Linked DNA regions of Homo sapiens: region 2 is linked to region 1. The links are chromatin contacts, found by Hi-C or POLR2A ChIA-PET in ENCODE. All regions are on one chromosome and are shown on one strand. The core of a region is the stretch at or near the end of the contact, and the rest is flanking DNA. Distances in the headings are between cores, read along the strand shown.

What was found. Hi-C counts contacts between places; a loop is a spot of excess contacts on that map. ChIA-PET counts read pairs that join two places held with the same protein, here RNA polymerase II (POLR2A). Pooled maps may share reads with other maps.
Region 2: a map with no recorded cell type shows a loop between it and region 1 (3-fold over the local background). The contact joins two enhancer-like sites. A Hi-C loop is called at or near these places in 7 of 168 maps with a recorded cell type or tissue (CD4-positive, alpha-beta T cell, Calu3, HepG2 and 4 more), 15 of 37 single-sample maps with no recorded cell type and 6 of 50 pooled maps. POLR2A ChIA-PET finds 5 or more read pairs at or near these places in 9 of 52 experiments (AG04449, Caco-2, GM12878 and 6 more).

The regions. Positions count from the first base shown.
Region 1 is chr3:152,375,091-152,378,643 of GRCh38, forward strand. All of the region lies in intron 2 of MBNL1 (muscleblind like splicing regulator 1), which reads left to right. Among named protein-coding and RNA genes, the nearest start is that of MBNL1-AS1, 110 kb to the left of the region's middle. Within about 2 kb of position 1,686, at least 14 of the 41 ENCODE cell types and tissues checked have a DNase peak (open chromatin) inside an H3K27ac peak, as active enhancers do.
Region 2 is chr3:152,281,958-152,285,510 of GRCh38, forward strand. The region is part of intron 1 of MBNL1 (muscleblind like splicing regulator 1); the gene reads left to right. Among named protein-coding and RNA genes, the nearest start is that of MBNL1-AS1, 14 kb to the left of the region's middle. Within about 2 kb of position 1,520, at least 4 of the 41 ENCODE cell types and tissues checked have a DNase peak (open chromatin) inside an H3K27ac peak, as active enhancers do.

The DNA of each region.
Region 1 (3,553 bases), core at 436-2,935:
CAGCCTCCCAAGTAGCTGGGATTACAGGCGTGTGCCACCACACTTACCCAGCGGAGTTGGGGTTGTTAAGCTACTTTTGAGAATCGTTGTATTCTGCAATGAATAAAGATGGGTTTGCCCAAAAGAAATTTTTTTCCTCAAGTAAAGCATTGGCACTAAAAGGCTCCTCTTGACAATCTGTTTATAGCTATTCTCACAATTAAGTGTGGAGAATTAGATTAATTCCATTGAAATCATAAATGCACTGCAATCTGTAGATTATCAGTTAGTTTAGATAAACACCACTGATTACTGTTGAATTATGCATACAAATATTTATAGCATCTTGTATAAGGTACTTGTAAAAATAAATAATGATTATAATAATAAAGATTTAGATCTGGGTGTGGTGGCTCATGCCTGTAATCCCAGCACTTTGGGAGGCCAAGTGGGGAGGATCACTTGAGGCCAGAGTTCAAGACCAGCCTGAGCAACATAGTGATTGGTATTAGGTCTTCTTCACATGTTTGGTAAAAATTCAGCAATGAAACCAGTAAGCCCCAGGCTATTCTTCTCAATATCTACAAACAAAACAAAAAAGTTAGCCAGGTCTTCGATGTGTGCCTGTAGTCCTAGCTACTTGGGAGTCTGAGGTGGGGGGATTGCTTAAGCCCTGGAGGTTGAGGCTGCAGTGAGTCGTGATTGCTCTGCTACACTCCAGCCGGGGTGATGGAGCCAAGACCTTGTCTCAAAAAAAAAAAAAGACTGAGTACTTAAATTTCTATATCTTTTTCCATCTTGAAAGGAATATTTTCCAACTGGTTTAATACTGTTGTTTAATAAGAATAAGATATATCCTTAAATTAAACAACAGTATTAACCAGATTTTGAGATGCAATGTTAGCCACATTTATTTCCCTTTAGCCTTCAGAAAAATCTAAGTTTAGATACCAATTCTTTGTTTCCTGGATAAATTTCTCCATTTTTCTTTATATATTTCTGCTCAGAACTCATACTGTCAGGCCGGTATCATACCCATGGTATCTTATATTCCAACTATAAGATGCATGAATATATTAATAAGTTTTTAGTTTTAAGTGTAGTATGACATACTTTACAAAAGTTTTCAAGTTCAGAAATAGTTTCTATTTATGATAGAAATATTTAAAATGTAAGATTTTTTTCTTGAGAAAAGACTATATTTTGTTAACTTTTTCGGATTATACAAGTATTTGACTCAGATGTCTCAGAAAAGTCTCACATATTATCTCGAGGAAACATACATTGAATTATGCTTTAATTGTTTATCTCCATTGTTTTAATCTTTTGTCTAATACAGTGATATAGTTTTCTCTTCATAGTTAGACTCTCTTAAAAAAGAAGCTCTTGAGAGTGTAGTTATGTGTGGTTCATCCGTAAAATAAGAAGCTGTTTTAGAAGTAAAATGTGATGTTTATGGTGGACAAGACTTGCTGACTAATGGTTGTTGGAAATTTTCCATTTGTCAGATTGTTATGTAGATGATCATATATTAAATATAGCTAAGAGGAGAGCAAAAGCCCAAGGAATCTAAAGAACATTTTTTTTTGGCTAATAGTATGTTTTTAGGAATAAGAGCTGCTGTAAAGAATGCAGAAGCCTCATGTCATTAGCTGCACGTCCATCTCCTAGCAGATGAGCTGAGGGGTGCCACGCACTCTCTCTATATATATACGCACACACACACGTGCATGCGCACACACACACATACACACACACATACATATATATCTCTTCTTGGGGAAAATGGGTCTCGCTGCTTCACCTGAAGTCTGCATGCTTTTTGTTCCCTATTTTTTGCTAGTTTCATTTCCTCACTTCCTCTTTTCCCTTTTGTTCCCTTTTCCCCGTACTTCCCCTAGACTTAAAATGTTACATGAAGTTGAGTTTGTGGCTAGTGATTTACATGCGAACTTGTTGTTTTAAAACAAAGCCCCAAAACTGTGGCAGTGAGGATAATACAGCAAAAACAGTGAGGCTATTCCAAGTAGTTGAAAGATTTTCATTGTGAGTGAGAAGCCATTAATGATGGTTGTGGTTGTTCCTTTTTTCAAAGGTTTTCTCATTTTTGATAAGATGATATTTTACTACATTTAATAGAATTATGCTTAGATAAGATGCTTTTTTCATTGAATTGGCCTGGTCCTTGTTTTTATGTGGGCCTTTGAATCTGGGTTGATTTGAAACTACCTACTGCTGTCCTCTATACTGTCTGCAGAGACCTGAACCTGTAGATCATATAGAAGTCGTGTAATAGCTAGGACCCATCAGGTGGTTATAGAACCGAAATTAAATTCAAGCCCCAACACCTCCACTCGTCAGCCATAGACCGTTAGTAAATTAACCTGTTAATTTATATTGTATTATCTCTTATTTGGGGACAATAAAAGGCCTATTGAATAGAATTTTAGGGTCTAATACATGTGAAGCTCTTAGAACTGTGTATAGTACACATTATATAGCAAGAAATGTTTGTTGTCATTATGTGTTCAAAGGCAAATTGTTGATGGAATTGAAACCTATATTGTGACACACATTAACATATTTGGAGGCCACATTCATGTTTCAGAATCTTTGGTATTGTTTAAAATTATTTAACATTGAGTAAATTAACTGACTTCTACAGTGACCTAAATTTGATCTATGATCAGATCTATCATGTTAATCTATTGTTTCATAATAGGTTGAGCTATCAAATGATGGACACAAGGATAAGGTATAGGAAATCTTCGCTTACTGTCTTCCGTGGATTCTTGGAAACTATGACTTGACATGAAATGGAGTATAACAAAACCAATTGTTTTTCTCATTAGTGTTATAACTAAATGACCTTGAAGGAAACGATATTATTTGAGGACCTGCTGTATATTGTTTTATGTAAAGTAACAGTTTCTAAGAACCTATTGGTGATGTTAAGTGAGGACTAACTATATTAAGAATGTTTCAGGCCATGTGGGATGGCTCATTCCTGTAATCCCTGTGCTTTGAGAAGCCAAGGCAGGAAGATTGCTTGAGGCCAGGAGATCGAGACCAGCCTGGGCAACATAGCAAGACCTCATCTCTACAAAAACAAAACAAAACAAAAAAACAATTCACTAGGTGTGTTTTCTAGCTACTTGGGAGGCTGAGGTGGGAGGATCACTTGAGCCTAGGAATTAGAGGCTGAAATGAGGCACAATTTCACCACTGCACTCCAGCCTGAGTGATAAAGCAAGACTCTATGTCTATTTTTTTTAAAAATTAATGTATGTTCTAGCTACTCAAGAGAGATATAGTAATGTACTTTTTAAAAATATTTCTATTTTGCATGATAGCTCCTACCAAGAAACGGGTACAATATAATGCAACAACATGTTTTTAATGCTACCTCTCTATATTTATTTAGGTAGGTAATAGTATATTTCTACCTGGTATTTATGTAATAGCTAGACAGCTTTTTGCAAAAATCTTTTTAAATGTACTTATATCATTACTTTTTCCTTTGAAAGATTTTCTCTTTGAAATCTTCCAAGGCTTTTTACAATTCCAATAATAT
Region 2 (3,553 bases), core at 270-2,769, 93 kb before region 1:
TGTGTGCATGTTTTTGTGTCATATCCCTATGTGTCTATATATATATTCCATAAATGATTGTGAAGTGGTACACAAGTTGTAGCTAAAAATGAAATAGAATAAATGTATGAAGCTAAGGGATCCATTCTCCAACTAATGCGTTAGTTGACAAATTTGCTCTGAAATATTGATACCATTTTGTGATTCCCTGTATTGAATACAAGTATGGGCTTGTGAAAATATAGTATCCACAGACCCTAATTAGAAACAAAATAAAGGTATTCTAATATACCTATGCAAATTTAAAGTTTTAACTTATTCATATAACAGTTTTCAGCTTGTCAGTGACCTGATATCAATGGATTTGAAAATGATTTTACCTTTAAGTACCAAGAATTCTTAGGGACATGTGTGTGTGTGTGTATTCAGATTAAAGATTCCATGCTAATATACTAATTTTTTGGCAAGAAAATTAAGCACCTGTATTTCAGTTTAATAGTACTGTGGTAAATGAAATATATTAAACATGCAGATTCTGTTACATTCACCTAATATTAATTTGAATTTTTAATATTCTAGGCACTGTGCTAGATATTGAATACATAATGGTAAACATAAACAGATAGTAAACAGTTATAAAATTTAGACATCTCTCAATTTTCAAATTGGCCATTGCAGAAATAGTGACATTTTATTAGGTTTTGTTGCCACAAGATTTTCAATAATTAAAAAAAAATTATTTATAGATGCCAGTAAATATTTATTTTACAGCATCTAGATGCCAGTAAATATTTATTTTACAGCATCTACCAATGTTAGATTTACTATGCACGAAGGAAGGATTTTATTTTCATGTAAAGAAAAATGCCATTTTATGCTTAGAATCAATGCTTTACAATTAAACAAGAGAAATAGCATCACAAAATAATACGGGAAGAGAAAACTCATTTTGAGTAGCAGCAAAATATTGTGAGTTTAAAAGGTCAGGCCAGTACAGGAGGCTCCAGTTTTGCCACTCACTATGCAGAATGCTGTGACAGCCAGGGCTGATACAGCTGAAAATATCTGCAGCTTTGGAAGCCTTGTAAGTTTCAGAAGGTCATTTTGGCATCATGATAGGAGCACAGATTCACATGGAAGGTCAAACTGGACAGCCAGGCAGGAAGATAGGTTGCTGAACCCAGTGCTTGTAGATTTTAGAGCAATCACCAACTGCAGTAACTGAGTTTTTTAATTCAATGCAGCCATCTTTCATTGTAATGTTTATTGGGGAATGAGCTTTACTTGGTGGGGAAATTATAAATTACCTTCTCTCTTCTGAAACCTAAGTGTTGCATCTACAACTTTCCCTGGTATCAAGACAAATGTTACTTTAATTTTATTTACGTGTGATATATACCCCATCAAGCTTACAAAAGTAAAGTGCACATCAGATAGGACTGTTGTTGTTGTTGGTGGTGGTGTTTTTAATCAATTAGAAGGCAAAGAAATGAAACAAGTACTTATGATGAAATTGAGCACTAAATTTATCTCTCAGCTTCCTGGCAACTGAAGCAGAAGCTTTAGGAAGTGAAAAAGTCCTGAGTTTATTTAATAAGATTTCTTCAGATCCCATACACTGTCTTATTCTTAGCCCTTTGGGTGTTTAGTTAAATATACTGACTCTGCCCTTGGGTGAAGTCTTGAATGGGTGAATTCCAATTACTAAAAAAGTGAAGGCTGAATTCTTTAGCCTGCCTTTAAGGCCCTTACTGATTTGGCTTCAGCCCAAAGTTCCAGGGTCATCTTCTGCCAGCCCCATTACATACAGGTGTTCCATACAGACCAGTTCTTCCAGTGTTGATATGCAGTGCTTTCCCACATCCCTGCCATTACTGTCTGGATTTCTACAGTTTGGATTTCTACTCCTTTTTGTCTCTAACCAAATGAAACTTGTCCTTCCAGACCAACCTTCCATTTCTTATCCCTTTTGAAACTAACCTTGACCTCTCTCTTTAACTTACCAAGCTTTCTTGTTACCTCTACTGTGTACTTCTCGCTTCCTTTTTTATATATAGTTATTTGTGTGTTAGTTTTATACCTTTAATTAAACATCAAATTCTTAAAGGCTGGATCCAAGTATTCTCGCTATATCTAGGCTACATATAAAAGGTGGTCAATACACAGTTAATATAATCAATACACATATTTTATGTGTATTATATATTGTTAATGAATATATTCATTTAATAAAGTTACTGTTGAATGTATTTGAATTTCTTGAAGGAAAACATTTCTTTTCCTAGGATAGTAGGGAACAAAGAAAGAAAACCTAAAAAAAGAAGCACAATTAGAGAAACACACTCCTGTAATTTTTCTCAAAGGAAATATTTTGAGACAGCAGAACCAAGATTATAATTTTTTTTAATTGTTTTGACTTTGGGTTTTCTTTTTATAAGTCAGCTTAATATTTGTGATTTCTCTGTGCCAAAAAGTAACCAATATTAATAGAGAACAGCTTTAGTACATGTAAAAGAAAAAAATCCTTTATGTCATTTCAAACCCTCAGTGCTTTCTTTCTGACAGATTTTTAATGGTTTTATCAGCTGTTAATTAGGTTGGTGCAAAAGTAATTGCAGTTTTAAAAAAAGATCGCAAAAACTGAAATTACTTTTGCACCACCCTGATAAAAAATTGGCCTGACTATATTGCTTTGAAATGTTTCAGACAGTATTCTGTCTCCTTCATTGCTCTTCAGATACTGTTTTAGCAGTTTATCTAGATCAGTCTTACTGTGTGCATAGTCAGCATACATCAGTTTTATACTTTTAAAGCGGCATTGCATTTTACCTACGTGGAAGTTTTCTGCAGACATATTTTAAGCTTCTCTAAGAAAAGCTCTGAAGAAAATGTAGGCTCCTGTTGCTCGGAGGGCTGATGAATAAATTTAAAAAAATCATGCTCAAAGACCACTTCCTTGACAATTAATCTTTCAAAATCAGCTACGGAGTATCTAGAACTTCATAATCTATTCAAAATTGATTAACAATCTTAATTGAGAAGACATTTGTATCTGAAGTGTAGAATTTTCTTGTCTCCAGGTATACATTATTAATGTTTAGTGTCTACCCCATGGACATAAAAGAGCAATAGCATCCGTTCTCAGCTCTGTAAAAGAGACCATCTTATCTTCTCTAGAATCAATATTCAGGGGTTTCTCCTTCACTTACACACACCTCACTCTGAGCTAACCACAAGCAATGCAGTAGTGGTACCTCCAATAAATCCCACTCACCCCCTATCTCTCTCCCTTCTTTTGGCTTCTGTTGTATATATTAGTAGTCATTGTCATTTCTACCAAGTTTGGTATTAAATTGCTAGCATGTATCGTGTATCGTGAATGAAGTTTTACATTTGAAATCAGAAGAGCTGATTTGGAGTTCTGGTTCTTCCATTTATTTAGCATAGGGATTTTAATGGGTCAGTCACTTAACCATGCAAGCCTCGCCTCAATTTATTTGTTCACAAATGAGCAAAATAATATAACCAACCATCTCTTAGAGTTGTGAGGAACAAATAGTAATTAGGATGAAAA